2 separate regions of the Homo sapiens genome follow, and region 2 is linked to region 1. A link is a loop called in an ENCODE intact Hi-C map of the cell type or tissue named here. Cell type or tissue: heart right ventricle. All regions are shown on one strand. Each heading gives the region's core, and the rest is flanking DNA. Links, peaks and the distances in the headings are about the cores only.

Evidence for each region. Peaks named below come from ENCODE experiments on the same cell type or tissue, not always from the same donor. Only the 100,000 strongest peaks of a DNase experiment are listed, where the experiment ranks them.
Region 2: it touches region 1 in a loop (1.9-fold over the local background); 12 of 110 quality-filtered maps call a loop at or near these places.

What each region holds. Positions count from the first base shown.
Region 1 is chr7:152,374,836-152,383,172 of GRCh38, reverse strand. All of the region lies in intron 1 of KMT2C (lysine methyltransferase 2C), which reads left to right. Among named protein-coding and RNA genes, the nearest start is that of KMT2C, 57 kb to the left of the region's middle. In heart right ventricle, for the core only: no CTCF peak of the experiment used is centred there; a DNase peak (open chromatin) is centred at 3,216.
Region 2 is chr7:152,420,080-152,428,416 of GRCh38, reverse strand. The region is part of intron 1 of KMT2C (lysine methyltransferase 2C); the gene reads left to right. Among named protein-coding and RNA genes, the nearest start is that of KMT2C, 12 kb to the left of the region's middle. In heart right ventricle, for the core only: no CTCF peak of the experiment used is centred there; no DNase peak of the experiment used is centred there.

The sequences.
Region 1 (8,337 bases), core at 172-8,171:
ATTTTATTTACATGCATGCATACACACACACACACACAAATTATATATAGATGTGTGGAAAATATAGAAAAGTAGAAAAATGTATACAAATATTTGAAATACATTATGTGGAATCATGTTTGTATTTTTCTTAGCTTAGGAAAGAAAGCCATTAAAAGAGTTACATGTCAATAACCATGATACTATAGGATTTTAGTAGTTGCAGAGTATTACATTACTTAAATAAATGATTCATGGAATAGTCTTTTTTTATTGGACAAGGAATTTTCCCCTCCACCTCAATCTTTGAGAGTTAGAAACAATGCAGAGATGAGTGTCTTTATAGTTAAACCTTTGTACATTTTATAATTTACTCATGATAAATTTTCAAGTTGAATTCCTAGGCCAAAGAGTATACAGATTTTAAAGACTTTCAATGTTGGCAGATATCACTTTAGGATAATTATACCAATTTATACTCTTACCAGTAATATATGAGTGTATATATTTACCTATTCCTTGCCAGTTCTGGAAATTGTGAATTTAACAGAATCTTCCAAAAAGCATTGAAAATTGGCCTGGGAATGTAAATATCCTTTTCTTCCCCATTCAGCTTACTAATGAATCTATCATAATCTCAGCTGTCTGAATCTAAAAGAGAACCAGTAAAATTGAGATGACAAGTTTATTGCAAAATAAATGACCTGAAAGCCACAGGCATTGGGTGGGGTGGGGGAAGGGCAGGTAATGGTGACTGAGGTGACTCTGTGTTTGGGTTTTTGAAAAGATGGTAGATTTGAAGGATAAGGAGTTCAGAGAAGTAGAAAGGCAAATAGGGGCCGTTATAAATAAGGACAGTGGCATGAGCCAACAGGGTTATCTCTCATGTTTATAGAACATGGCTAGATCTGGTTTCCCTATAAGTTGATTTCTTACTGTTATTCTGAGTTGAATGCGTATCTTTTGTCTCAATGAAGCCTGAATGGCTTTTGATGTCTCTGATCTGGAAAGGTTGTTTATGTATCTCAGAATAAGTCATTTTGCTAAAAAAGGCTACTCCTGAGGGAGAGCAGTGGAAAAAAGAGTTGGAAAAGTGGATTGTAGCTAGTTGAAAAAAGGATTTGAATGTCAAGCTTTAGGAATTAGGTTCTTATTTGGTATGTTACGGGCAACCATATGGACTTTTGAGCAGGTGAAAAATACAGTATTAATGGGTAGGGATAGCTTGGGAGGGAAGGAGACATGGACATTGAGCTTCAGAAAAACCAGTTAGTAAAATATTTCAGATGATACATTGGTAATAGAAAAGGATCCGTTGAAATGTGAGGCATTCACTTGGAAAGAACTGGCAGAATGTGGTAATTAACTGCTATAAGGACCCCAAAATAAAAGGAATAATCAAACATCACTCAAAGCTTTTAGCACAGTTTTTGATAACAGTCAGTGTCAGAAGGAGAAGACAACTTTGTTCCTAAAAGTTATATTGTAAAATAAATGTAGCTTATACATTTTTGAAAGTGAAATCTCAGGATTCATGGTATCTTTACTTCTACTTGCCAAATTATTAAAATGGTGTTATATTTCTTAAGATATTTTAAAGCCTCTATTGTAGAACAGAAATAGTAGAAAATGGAACTAATGTTTATTAACAATTACTATGGAAGAGGGAATAGAAATGTGTTGCTCTTGAACAGATTTATTCAGCTTTGGCACTGTTGACATTTTGGACTAGCTAATTCCTTGTCATGGGCAGTATCTCCTGTGTGTAGGATGTTAAGCAGCATTCCTGGCCTCCACCCGCTAGATATAGTAGCACACCCGCACCCCTCCCCCCCTCCCTGCCCCCGTGACAACCAAAAATGTCTTTAGACATTGCCAGATGTCCCTTGGGGAGCAAAAATTACTCCCTCTCCCCAGTTAAGAACCATTGTTCTAGAGTACAGAATCAATCCCACTAAATAAATGTTATTGGCGTGTTTAGAACAGTGCCTAGCACATAGCTGGCACTCAAATATTTGTTGAATAAATGAGTAGTCAGATTTTCATTGTGAATTAAAAACAGAACAAAACTTGATGACTGACCACTCAAGTTGCTTTTACAAAAGAAATGGGATGTCCATTGAACATCTGTTTTAGATCTGATTTCCCAATCTGGATTATTAAAATGAGGAGGCTATTTTTTCCCAGTATATAAATGATTCTAATACTTTTTGCTGTAAAACTTTTGGAGTCTCTCTGCTAAATTATGTTCCAGTTTCGTAGCTTGGGATTCAAGTCATAAATATACTAGGTCTGTCTTACCTTTCGGTGCTTTTATTTGTTCCCTTTTGAACATGGCTGAATTTTACTTTTCTGTCCACCTGCCCGCCATTCGTGCTACCCCTCCTTCCTTTTTCCACTCTCATCTTTTTCCCATTTTCCAGTCTGTAAATCCTACCTATCCTTTTATTTTTTAAATTACAAGATCTCATTCTGTTACTTAGGCAGGAGTGCGGTGGCACAATCATAGTTGACTGCAGCTTCGAATTTCTGGGCCCAAATGACCCTCCCATCTCAGCCTCCCAAGTAGCTGGGAATACAGGTGCGCAATACTGTGCCCGGCTAGTTTTTTTTTTTTTTTCTTTTGAGACAGAGTTTCGCTCTTGTTGCCCAGGCTGGAGTGCAATGGTGCGATCTCGGCTCACTGCAACCTCTGCCTCCCGGGTTCAAGCGACTCTCCTGTCTCCGCCTCTCGAGTAGCTGTGACTATAGTCGCATGCCCCCATGCTCAGCTAATTTTTGTGTTTTTAGTAGAGGTGGGGTTTCATCATAGTGGTCAGGTTGGCCTTGAACTCCTGACCTCAGGTGATCTGCCTGCCTCGGCCTCCCAAAGTGCTGGGATTATAGGTGTGAGCCACTGTGCCCAGCCTAGTTTTTTTTGTTTTGTTTTTTGTTTTGTTTTGTTTTTTTTTTTGGAGATGGAGTCTCGCTCTGTTGCCCATCCTGGAGTGAAGTAGTGTAGTGGTGTGATCTCAGCTCACTGCAACTTCTGCCTCCTGGGTTCAAGTGATTCTCCTGCCTCAGCCTCCCAAGTAGCTGGGACTACAGGCACATGCTGCCACCCCTGGCTAAGTTTTTATATTTTAGTAGAGATGGGGTTTCACCATGTTACCCAGCTGGTCTCGAATTCCTGAGCTCAGGCAATCCGCCTGCCTCGGCCTCCCAAAGTGTTAGGATTACAGGTGTGAGCCACCATGCCCAGCCATTCCCGGCTAGTTTTTGTAGATACTGGGGTCTCGCTGTGTTGCCTAGGCTGGTCTCGAACCCATGGGCTCAAGTGATCCTCCCATTACAGCCTCCTAAAGTGCTGGGATTACAGGCATGGGCCACTGTGCCCTGCCCTGTCCTCCTTTTTGAAGTCTCTCTCTCTCTGTCTTTTATACTTATTTTTTCTCTCTTGTCATGTCTTTGTCCTTGTCTTTTTTGATGGAGTCTTACTCTGTCACACAGGCTGGATTGCAGTGGCACAGTTCTAGCTCACTGCAGCCTTGAACTCCTGGGGTCAAGTGATCCTCTAGCTCAAGTGATCCTCCTACTTCAGCCTCTGAGTAGCTGGGGCTCTATGTGTGCACCACCACGCCTGGCTCCTTTGTCCATTTTTGTTTGTTTGTTTTTTGGAGACAGAGTCTTACTCTGTCGCCTAGGCTGGAGTGCAGTGGCATGATCTCGGCTCACTGCAACCTCCACCTTCTGGGTTCAGGCGATTCTCCTGCCTCAGCCTCCTGAGTAGCTGGGATTACAGGTGCCCACCACCACGCCTGGCTTATTTTTGTATATTTAGTAGAGATGGGGTTTCACCATGTTGACCAGGCTGGTCTTGAACTCCAGACCTGTGTTCTGCCTGCCTTGGACTCCCGAAGTGCTGGGAATACAGGCATGAGCCACTGCACCCTGGCCTTAACTACGTATTTTTTATATCTGCACAGTGTTTTGGAAAAAGTGGTTCAACTGAAAGAATGAAAAGATGGGGGCAGAATTTGCTTTTTAAAAAAATAATAATAATTTAAAAAAAGGGCATTGAAAAAAGTTTCAGTGGTGTTGGGAGGGCCTTGGAACAAGGAATGAATGGAAGATGAGGGAGTGGAGGGAGGCCATGTATGGACTCTTTCTACAGACCAGGCTGTTGAAGGAGAGAGGGCTAACAGGAAATGAAGTGCGGGGGAAGTTTTTTGAAGATGGGAGAAAGAGGACAACTTTTATATATTTCATTTCATTTGATTCCTTATAAATTTGTAAGGAAGATAGAGCTTGTATTATTTCAGTGAAGTTGAAAATAGAGTACAGAAAAATTAAGATACAGCACCCCCAAAACTGAGAACTTCTGACATAATACACTGTTGGAAATACTTACTTCAGAGTGAAGAAAATATTGGAAGTTAGGCTTGTTAATTGCTCTGCATGGTTCATAATTACTCTTTCTTATTAACTATTTAAGGAACATGAGACCAGGAAGTTAAATACCTGGGTATATGCAGATATATATCTAGAATTGGTACCAAAGTAAATACAGGCATACCTTGGAGATACTGTAGGTTCCATTATAGACTACCACAATAAAGTGAGTATCACCATAAAGCAAGGCACACAAATATTTTGGTTTACCAGTGCATGTAAATATTATGTTTATATTCTACTGCAGTCTATTAAATGTTCAGTAGCGTTATATTTAAAAAACCAATGTGCATACTTTAATTTAAAAATACTTTATTGCTAAAAAATGCTACTGATCATCTGAGCTTTCAGTAAATTGTAAGATTTTTTGCTGATAGAGGATGTTGGTGGCTGCTGACTGATCCCAGCAGTGATTGCTGAAGGTTGGGGTGCCTCTGGTAGTTTCTTACAATAAGACAACAATGAAGTTTGCTACATTGATTGCCTGTTTCTTTCATGAAAGATTTCTCTGTAGCACGTGATGCTGTTTGATAGCATTTTTTACCCAAAAGTAGAACTTTTTTCAAAATTGGAGTCAGCTCAAACACTGCTTTAACAACTAAGGTTATATAGTATTCTGAATCCTTTGTTGTTATTCAACAATTTCACAGCCTCTTCACCAGGAGTAGATTCCATCTTTAAGAAACCACTTTCTTGGCTCATCTGTAAGGAACAACTCCTAATCTGTTCAAGTTTTATCATGAGATTGCAGCAATCCAGTCACATCTTCAGGCTCCACTTCTAATTCTCTTGCTGTTTCCACTACATCTGCAATGACTTCCTCCACTTGAGTCTTGAACCCCTCAAAGTTATCCATGAGAGTTGGAATCAACTTCTTCCAGACACCTGTTCATGTTGATATTTTGACTTCCTCTCATGAATTATGAATGTTCTTAATGACATCTACGGTGGTGAATCCTTTCCAGAAGGTTTTCAGTTTACTTTGCCCAAATCTACTACAGGAATCACTTTTTTTTTTTTTTTTTTTTGAGACGGAGTCTCGCTTTGTCGCCCTGGCTGGAGTGCAGTGGTGCGATCTTGGTTTAGTGCAACCTCTGCCTCCTGGTTCAAGCGATTCTCCTGACTCAGCTCCCCCGAGTATCTGGGACTACAGGTGTGTGCCACCACGCCCGGCTTATTTTTGTATTTTTAGTAGAAATAGGGTTTTGCCATGTTGGCCAGGGTCTTCTTGAACTCCTGGCTTCAAGTGATCCGCCTGCCTTGGCATCCCAGAGTGCTGGGATTACAGGCATGAGCCACCGTACCTGGCCGAAATGTATTTCTTAAACAGTAAGACTTAAAAATTGAAATTACTCATTGATACGTGGGCTGCAGGATAGATGTATCGTACTGGCAGGCATGAAAGTAACATTCTTCTTTCTGAACATATCCATCAAAGCCCTCGAATGACCTGGTCCATTGTTAGTGAGTGCTAATATTTTGAAAGGAATGTTTTTTCCTTAGCAGTAGGTCTTGACAGTGGACTGAAAATATTCAGTAAGCCAACCTCTAAACAGATGTGCTGTCATCCAGGAGACTGTTGTTCCATATGTAGACAGCAAGCAGATTAGATATAGCATAATTCTTAAGAGCTCTAGGACTTTTTGAGTGGCAAATGAGCATTAGCTTCAACGTCAAGTTACCAGCTGCATTAGCCCCTAACAAGAGAGTCAGTTTTTATTTATTTATTTATTATTTTTAAAAGAGACAAGAGTCTCGCCTTGTTGCCCAGGCTGGCCTTGAACTCCTGGGCTCAAGCGATTCTCCTACCTTGGCCTCTCAAAGTGCTGGGATAACAGGTGTGGCCCCAGCCTGACCTTTGAAGCAAGGCATTGATTTTCCCTCTCTAGCTGTGAAAGTCCTAGATGGCATCTTCTTCTAATGGAAGGCTCTTTTGTCTACATAAAACACCTTGTTTAGTATAGCCACCTCCAGCAATGATCTTAGTTAGATATTCTAGATAACTTGCTACAGCTTCCATGTCAGCACTTGCTGCTTCACTTTCCACTTTTATGTTATGACGAGAGCATTTTTCCTCATGAACCAATCTCTACTTGCTTCCAGTTTTTCTTCTGCAGTTTTCTCACCTCTCTCAGCCTTCATAGAATTGAAGAAGGTTAGAGCCTTGCTGTGGATTAGGCTTTTTGCTTAAGGGAATGTTATGGCTGGTTTAATCTTCCATATGGACCACTAAAACTTTCTTCATATTAGCAACAAGATTGTTTCATGTTCACTGACATAGTGCTTTTAATTTTATTCAAGAATTTTTCATTTACATTCACAATTGGCTGAGTGGTACAAGAGGTCTAGCCTTAGGCCTTTCTCACTTTTTGATATGCCTTCCCCACTAAGATTAATCATTTGTAGCTTTTCAGTTAAAGTGAGAGGCACATGACTTTTCCTTTCCCTGAATTGTTTGAGGCCATTGTAGGATTAGGGTTAACTAATTGGCCTAATTTCAATATGGTTGTGTGTTGGGGAAACGGGAGGTCTGAAAAGAGGGAGAAAGAGAGATAGGGAATGGCTAATTGGTGGAGCAGTCAGAACACACATTATATGTTAGCCATCTTATGTGGGCGTGGTTCATGGTGTTCCAAAACAATTACAATAGTAACATCAAAGATAGCATGGTAGCTCACTCCTGGAATCCCAGCACTTTGGGAGGCCAAGGCAGGAGGATCGCTTGAGTTTGAGACTAGCCTGAGCAACATGGTGACACCCCATCTCTATAAAAAATAAATCAGCCAGGTGTGGTGGTACATGCCTGTTGTCCCACCTACCGATGAGGCTGAGCACTTGAGTCCGGAAGGTTGAGGCTGCAGTGAGCTGTGATTGTGCCACTGCACTCCAGCCTGGGTGACAGAACAAGACCCTTTCTCAACCAAAGGAAAAAATATATATATATCACTGATCGTAGATCACTATCACAGATATAATAATAATGAAAAAGTTCAAAATACTTTGAGGATTACTAAAACGTAACACAGAGACACAAAGTGAGTGCATGCTGCTGGAAAATGGTGTCAGTAGATTTGTTCAGGCTGGGTACTATGGCTCACACCTGTAATCCCAGCACTTGGGAGGCTGAGGCGGGTGGATCACCTGAGGTCAGGAGTTTGAGACCAGCCTGGCCAGCATGGTGAAACCCTGTCTCTACTAAAAATACAAAAATTAGCTGGGCGTGGTTGTGGGCGCCTGTAATCCCAGCTACTTGGGAGACTGAGGCAGAAGAATTGCTTGAACCTGGGAGATAGAGGTTTCATTGAGCCAAGATCATCCCACTGCACCCCAGCCTGGGCGACAGAGCAAGACTCCGTCTCAAAAAAAAAAAGACTTGTTCAGTGCAAGGTTGACAAAAGCCTTTGCTATTTTAAAAAAAACTCGCTGGGTGTGGTGGCTTACGCCTGTAATCCCAGCACTTTGGGAGGCCGAGGTGGGCAGATCACCTGAGGTCAGGAGTTTGAGACCAGCCTGGCCAGCATGGTGAAACCCTGTCTCTACTAAAAATAAAAAATCAGCTGGGTGTGGTGGCACGTGCCTGTAGTCTCAGCTACTCATGAGGCTGAGGCAGGAGAACCACTTGAACCTGGGAGGCGGAGGTTGCAGTAAGCCGAGATTGTGCCACTGCAGTCCAGTTTGGGCAGCAGAGTGAGACTGTGTCCCCAAACAAACAAACAACTTATTATCTGTGACGTGAAATAAAATGAGGTATGTCTGTAAGCAAAATGGATATTCCTCTTAATGTTTGACATTATTTTTTAATCGAGGAGTTCTGAAAAATTGATTTTGCATGGATTTTTTTCCTTGTGTTTTTCTCTTCAATTTTTTTTTTTTTTTTTGAGAGACAGAGTCTCCCTGTGTCACTAAGGCTAGAGTACAATGCTGCGA
Region 2 (8,337 bases), core at 86-8,085, 45 kb before region 1:
GGTCTCGAACTCCTGACCTCAGGTGATCCACCTGCCTCAGCCTCCCAAAATGATGGGATTACAGGCATGAGCCACCGCACCCAGCCCTTTTTATGATTTTTAAACTTGGATTTTAAGTGTTTTTCATTAATTAGAATCTAAAACGGTATTTGCGCCTATACTTTGTAGGCTAGGTTTAATCTGCGGACCACCAGGGGACTACAGGTCTCAATCTCTGCTTTATGCCCAGTTATTTTATTTTTTAAATGAAAGTTTTCAAAGCAGGTATTTACAGTATTCTTGAGGATAGGAACCTTACTAAATTACTTTGTATTCTGTTTAGCATTTATGCATTTGAATGTAGGCACTCAAATACTTGGTGATTTAATGATGCCTATTATTAAAAAAACACTGTGGTAATAATATGGAGACAGGAGTTACCTGGAGGCAGAGATAATAGGCTGTTACAATAGTTGTAGTGTGAGAGATCAAGCCAAAGCATAGAATGTTGGTAGTGCGAATGGGGAGGAAGATTCCAGTCACTGCAAAGGAGGAATTCGGCAGTTTCTGGCATAGATGTTGTAGCAGGCATCCAAATAGATTGGATGCCTGCTAAGCATTCGGGGAAGTAGGACTGGAGTTGAGGAATCGATTAGGATAAGTATTTAAAGATGTGACTTAACATGTAATCACTGAGAATATGGCGTATGGGAATTAGTAAAGGATTAGGATGCTTTGTTGCCCTTAGGAGATAGGGGACCAGTTATACCCGGAAAAACAAGAAAGGAAATCAGAATATATTCTCATGACAAATGGACAACATATACATACAAGATGCTCATGGCAGCAGTATTAGTAGTAGAGAAAAGTTGGCAACAACAAAATATGCATCAATGGACTACCATGCAGTTTTAAATCAAGACATAGAGATAGATCTGTGGGCCCTGAAGTGGGAGAATGTCTATGATACATTGTTGAACTAGAGAAAAACCTTTCCAAAAGTTGTAAAGCAGTAAGTTTAGCAGTAACTTTATTTTGTGAAAAGCACATAAACCCAAACTGTGTGTATATTTTGTGCATATAAAAAGATTGGGAAGAATACATAATAAATATTAATACTCTGGGGGCCGGGCGCAGTGGCTAACGCCTGTAATCCCAGCACTTTGGGAGGCCAGGAGGGTGAGTCACGAGGTCAGGAGTTCAAGACCAGCCTGGCCAAGATGGTGAAACCCCGTCTCTACTAAAACTACAAAAATTAGCCAGTCATGGTGGCAGGCGCCTGTAATCCCAGCTACTCGGGAGGCTGAGGCAGGAGAATTGCTTGAACCTGGGTGGCAGAGTTTGCAGTGAGCTGAAATCGTGCCATTGCACTCCAGCCTGGGCGACAGAGTGAGACTCTGTCTCAAAAACAAAACAAAACAAAACAAAAAAAAACTCTGGGGAGTATATTCTTTCAGTATACATTTATGCATTTAAAAAAAGAAAAAAGCTTAATACTTCAGAAATGGTAAATCATTTGACAAATGAGAAAACCAAATTCTGGGGGCATCACTGATTATAGAGCCTAGACCTTCTGGATTCAAGTCTAGGTTGTACTACATATTAGCTGTTTGACCTTGGGCAAGTTACTTAAATTTTTTGTGCTATGGTTGCCTCACCTGTAGAGAGGACGTAATAATACACCTAATTTAGGATTGTTATGAATTTATATATATGTGTAGAATTTAGAACAGTTTCTGGCATAGACTAAGTCCTATTAAGAGGTGCTGTTGTAAGGATTTAACTACTGTTGTTACTGTCATTGCCACTAATCATCAATTATCAATCAGTTGCCTGTTATAAACTATTTAGAGACAGAAGTGATTAGAAACCAAACTCACTCCAAAAATGCCATGATATAAGGCTGGGTATGTTGGCTCACACCTGTAATCCCAGTGCTTTGGGAAGCAAAGGTGGGAGGATTGCTTAAGTCTAGGCGTTAGAGACCAGCCTGGGCAACATAGTGAGATCCCCATCTCTACAAAAAATTAAAAATAGCTGGATGCGGTGGTATGCACTTGTAGCTCCAGTTACTTGGGAGGCTGAGATGGGAGGATTGCTTGAGCCCAGGAGTTGGAGGCTACAGTGAGCTGTGATCATGCCACTGCACTCCAGCCTGGGTGACAGAGCGAGACCCTATCTCCCAAAAAAAAAAAAAAAAAAAAAAACTATGACATAAAATAATGCAGTTGTTATTGGAGGCGGGGATAGTGGGGTGGCAAAGATTTTCTTTGTACGCAGATGTCCCCAATATATAGAAGAAAGATTTTTAAAAAGCTAGGTCAGCAGAAATCTCTATGAAATGTTTTTCATTATGAGCAATACACGAAAAACAGTCAAAGCAATTCCCTAGGAGTTGTATATGTAGTAATATTATTCCAAAGTTTTTTATTGCTCAAACTTTTAAATGTTGTTAGAGTAGATTTTTACATATTATAACTCTACTGGCTAGGGTTTTATTAGTAGGCCTCCCTCAGTGAGACTTGTTTTAGGTGGTTTTAAAATGATTTCTTACATCTTTTATCCTTGGTCACTTTAAATCTTTACACCTTATTGTAATCGATTTACATTAGAAGCAGCATACTTGATGGTCTCAGTGAAGTCTGTGTGGTGGTGTTCTTTTAGTGGAGCCTAGCAAAAAAAGAATTTCCTTGATTTCCTGATCTTTGGGATTCTAGTCATATGGACCACATTTGGAATAAGCACATAGTTGAATATAAAATGACAAAATGAAACATAACCATATTCTTAAAGTTCTCATTGAATTGTTCTACCATAGTTGAAGTGTTTGGTCAGTATGGCCAAGTGTTTGTTTGTTTTTGAGACGGAGTTTCGCTCTTGTCACCCTGGCTGGAGTGCAGTGGCACGATCTCGGCTTACTGCAACCTATGCCTCCCTGGTTCCAGCGATTCTCCTTCCTCAGACCCCGGAGTAGCTGAGAGTACAGGCGCCCCTCCACCACGCCTGGCTAATTTTTCTATTTTTAATGGAGATGGGGTTTCACCATGTTGGCCAGGCTGGTCTCGAACTTCTGACCTCAGGTGATCCACCCACCTTGGCCTTCCAAAGTGCAGGGATTACTGGTGTGAGCCACTGTGCCTGGCCCTAAGTGTTTCTTATATTAGACTTTCATACTTATAGAGTTGTAGAATATTAGAACTATTAATAGATGAGAATTCAAGAAGATTGAGTCTAACCCCTCATTTTATAGATAACTGAGCCCCAGAGAGATTATGGAATACTAGAAGTCATATATTAAGGTGTTACTTTTACAGTAAATAAAGGAGATGGTAGTCTACTGTATTGGTGTAGACCCATAGTAAATCATGCCTATGGGTATTCATGCTATTGTATAGTCATCTCTCTTTGTATCTCGCCTAGCCCTGTGACTCACTTTAACCAGTAGAACATAGCAAAAATGACACTTTGCTATTTTTGGGTACAAGCCTTGAGCATGTCAGGCAGCTTCTACTTTTGTACTCTTGGGAGCTCTGAGTTGCTGCCGTGCAAGAAGCTGTCATACCTTGCTGGAGAGATGATGTGGAGAGGAAGAGATTCCAGGACTATATGGAAAGAGGGAGGCTTAACTATCTCAGTGTCCTAGCTGCCTTCAGCCCTTAGTTGACTTGCCTGTTGAATACAGACACAAAAGTGATTAGTAAGATTAGCGAAGGGGCCGGCGTGGGGGCTTATGACTGTGCAGTCCCAGCACTCTGGGAGGCCAAGGCATGTGGAACACTTGAGCCCAGGAGTTCAAGACCAGCCCGGGCAATATAGCAAGACACTGTCTCTACAAAAAAATACAGAAATTAGCTGAGTGTGGTGGCATGTCTCTGTAGTCCTAGCTACTTAGGAGGCTGAGGTGGGAGGATTGGTCAAGCCCAGGAGGGTGAGGCTGCAGTGAACCATTATCTTGCCATTGCACTCAAGCCTGGGCGACAGAGTGAAACCTTGTTTCTCTCTCTCACACACAAAAAAAAGATTAACAGAGGAACCACCTAGCTAAGCTCAGTCCAGGTTACGAAATCATAAATAAGTAAAATGCTGGTTGTTTTAATCTGTTTTGCTGGAAGCAGATAGTTTTCTGAATTAAGGGACGCTAAGAACAAAGAGTATTTGGAGCTGGGTGTGGTAGTACATGCCTTTAGTCCCAGCTACTTAGGAGGTTGAGGTGGGAGGATCACTTGAGCAGAGGAGTTGGAGGCTGCAGTGAGCTATGATCCTGCAACTGCACCCCACCCAGCCTGGGTGACAGAACAATACCCGGTCTCAGAAAAAAAAAATGCATTTGGGATACGAGTGATAAAAATCATTATTTTCCATCCTCTTTTACTGAAATAGTTAAATGAAGTTTCTCCTTAACCTTACCCTTTATTTTTCTAAAGTATTTTGAAATACAGATTTTTATTATTGAGGACTTTAAATAGTATTTAAAAATGGAATTGTCACAGTGTAGATTGGGCTATAGTTAGGTCATACAGAATAGAAAGATAAAACAATTATGAATATCAACCCTAAAAAGGATATAGTTTATTTATTTATTTATTTTTGTTGACTTGTACAGAGATCTTTATATATTTGAGCATCCTGGACTCTTGACAGAAGAACTGATTTCTATTTCTGGGCCAATTCTTAACAGCCGGGTATATCAGTAAGGACTAGGTTTGTCTTTATGTGATTGAAAACCCCGTAATAATAATGACTTGAACAGGAGTGTTTATTTCTGTTTCACTTCAAAATCTGGAGGGTAGGTACTGAGGCTGGTATTGTCCCTCTACACTGCAAAGTCATCAGGAGTGTCTCCCTTTATCTAACTTCTCAGACATTTCTAGGTTGTGGCCTTTGCCCTAAGATTCCTTGATGGCTACTAAAGTCCCAATTACATTACATGCATGTCCCATGAAGCAAAATACAGAAAGGAGTCCAAGGGCACACAGCCTCCTCCTTTGAAGAAATATTGTATGTTTTCTCTTACATATAATTGGCTAGAACTATCACAGAGTTCACATGGCTACCTGTAGCTGCAAGGGAGGCTGGGAATGTAGTTTGTTTGTTTTCTGAGACAGAGTCTCGCTCTGTCATGCAGGCTGGAGTGCAATGACATGATTTTGGCTCACTGCAACCTCCGCCTCCCGAGTTCAAGCGATTCTCCTGCCTTAGCCTCCCAAGTAGCTGGGATTACAGGCATGCACCACCAAGCCTGGCTAATTTTTGTATTTTTAGTAGAGACAGGGTTTCACCATGTTGGTCAGGTTGGTACGAACTCCTGACCTCTGGTGATCCACCTGCTTTGGCCTCCCAAAGTTTTGGAATTACAGGCGTGAGCCACCGCACCCGGCTGGGAATGTAGTTTTTTTTTCTTTTTTTCTTTTTTTTTTTTTGAGATGAGAGTCTCGCTCTGTTGCCCAGGCTGGAGTGCATTGGTGTGATCTTGGCTCACTGTAAGCTCCGCCTCCCGGGTTCATGCCATTCTCCTGCCTCCACCTCCTGAGTAGCTGGGACTACAGGCCACCATGCCTGGCTAATTTTTTGTATTTTTATTAGAGACGGGGTTTCACCGTGTTAGCCAGGTTGATCTTGATCTCCTGACCTCGTGATCTGCCTGCCTTGGCCTTCCAAAGTGCTGAGATTACAGGCGTGAGCCACTGCGCCTGGTTGGGAATGTAGTTTTTTTAGATGAGTACCTTGCTACTTAGAATAGGTTCAAAGTCTGGTTACTGATGGTGGGAATAAATATTACAGAAATAGCTAGTAAATAGTCTTTACCACTTTGAGCAATTGGTTTATCACCATAGGCCTAATTTTCTCATGTGTGAGAATTATGATACTGAAGTTCTTGCGATGGCAGATAATTTCATGTTGAGGCCCGGTTGATTGGTAGTGACTGCTTTCAACAATGCTTTGTTGAATCCTGAGCCCCCAGGGTTTTCTTTTTTTTTCTTTTTGAGACAGAGTCTTGCTCTGTCGCGTGGCTGGAGTGCAGTGATGCGATCTTGGCTCACTGCAACCTCCGCCTCCTGGGTTCAAGCGATTCTCGTGCCTCAGCCTCCCTAGTAGCTGTGATTACAGGCATCTGCCACCACGCCTGGCTAATTTTTTTTTTTTTTTTTTTTTAGTAGAGACTGGGTTTTGCCGTGTTGGCCAGGCTGGTCTCGAAATACTGACCTCAGGTGATCCACTTGCCTTGTCCTCCCAAAGTGCTGGGATTACAGGTGTGAGCCACTGCGCCCAGCCCTAAGCCTCCAGTTTTTGACCTCAGCATGGTGAGGAAGTAGTAGAAGTATGTATTTTGGGTGAAGAGGAGAGTAAAAGCATGCTCCCATTTATATGCTAACGCTGTGCTTTTTAAAAATGTGGTTACTTCAACTTTTGTAATCTTTTCATTGAAAACATTTGGTTATTCTGCTAACCTTTGACTATTCTCTTTAAAAATGTCCTACATTCATTCCATATTTTAAAGTTTTCTAATAAACCTGAGTTCCCACTTGTTTTTTTTCCTTCCAGCTTTTATTTTAGGTTCAGGGGTTACATGCACAGATTTGTTAACATGGGCACATTGCGTGTCGCTGAGGCTTAGAGCACAAATCATTTTGTCACTCAGATAGTGAGCATAGTACCCAGTAGGTAGTTTTTGGATCCTCAACTTCCTCCCAGCCTCCACCCTCGAGTAAGCCTTGGTGTCTCTTGGTCCCCTCTGTGTCCACATGTACTTAGTGTTTAGCTCCCACTTGGAAGTTAGAACACACAGTATTTGGCTTTCTGTTAATTAATTCGCTTACGAATAATGGCCTCCAACTGCATCCATGCTGTTGCAAAGGATCATTTCATTCTTTTTTTATGGCTGCACAGTATTCTGTCTCGTATATGTACCATGTTTTCTTTATCCAGTCCGCTGTTGATGGGCAGTTAGGTTGATTCCATGTCTTTGCTGTTGTGCAAAGTCCTGTGATGAACATATGTGTATGTGTGTCTTTATGGTAGAACGATTTCTATTAATTTGGGTATATATCCAGTAATGGGATACCTGGATTGAATGGTAGTTCTCAGTTCTTTGAGAAATCCCCAAAGTGCTTTTGACAGTGGCTGAACTAATTAACATTCCCACTAGCAGTGTATAAGCCTTCCCTTTTCTCTACAACCTTGCCAACATGTTTTTTTTGTGTGTGACTTTTTAATCATAGCCATTCTGACTTGTGTGAGATGGTATCTCATTGTGGTTTTGATTTGCATTTCTCTAATGATAAGTGATGTTGAGCATTTTTTCATATGCTTGTTGGCCACATATGTCTTCTTTTGAGAAGTGTCTGTTCATGCCCTTTGCCCATTTTTAAATGGGGTTGTTTTTTGCTTGTTTTTTTTTTATTATAAACTATTTTTTTATTATACTTTAAATTCTAGGGTACATGTGCACAACTTGCAGGTTTGTTACATATGTATACAAGGTGCCATGTTGGTGTGCTGCACCCATTAACTTGTCATTTACATTAAGTATATCTCCTAATGCTAGTTTTTTGCTTGTTGATTTAAGTTCCTTACAGATTCTGTATATTAGGCCTTTTTTTTTTTGAGATGGAGTCTCTTTCTGTTACAGTCTGGAGTGCAGTGGTGCGATCTCAGCTCACTGCAACCTGTGCCTCCCGGGTTCAAGCAATTCTCCTGCCTCAGCTTCCCGAGTAGCTGGGACTACAGGCGTGCACCACCGCACCCAGCTAATTTTTGTATTTTTAGTAGAGATGGGGTTTCACCATGTTGGCCAGAATGGTCTCGATCTCCTGACCTTGTGATCCACCCACCTCGGCCTCCCAAAGTTCTGGGATTACAGGTGTGAGCCACTGAGCCAGGCCAGGCCTTTGTTGAATGCATAGTTTGCAGATATTTTCTCCCGTTCTGTAGGTTGTCTGTTTACTCTGTTGATAATCTCTTTTGCTGTGCAGAAGTTCCCGCTTTGTGCAGAACATTCCAAACACTGGAGATAGGGATGATGCAGATAAATACTAAACTCCTTTAATGTGTATATCAGAATATACAGAATATGTTACGGTGACAAAGGATCCCAATTCTTAGTGGCATCAGTCACAAAGGTTCATTTCTTGCTCATGCTATGTGTTCATCACAGATCGGTGTGGGTGTTAGATTATAGGTGACTTAAAATCTCTTCCTTTCAAAGTACATTTCTGAAGCATGGTTTATTCTTAGTCAGATTTGCTTTTCCTATTTGTTCTCTGTTAATCACCCAAGGAGGATGTTAGGCAAAATCAAATACTGAGAATCTGCTGTGTATTATACAGTGGAGAGACCAAAATAAGGCAAGATCCCTAC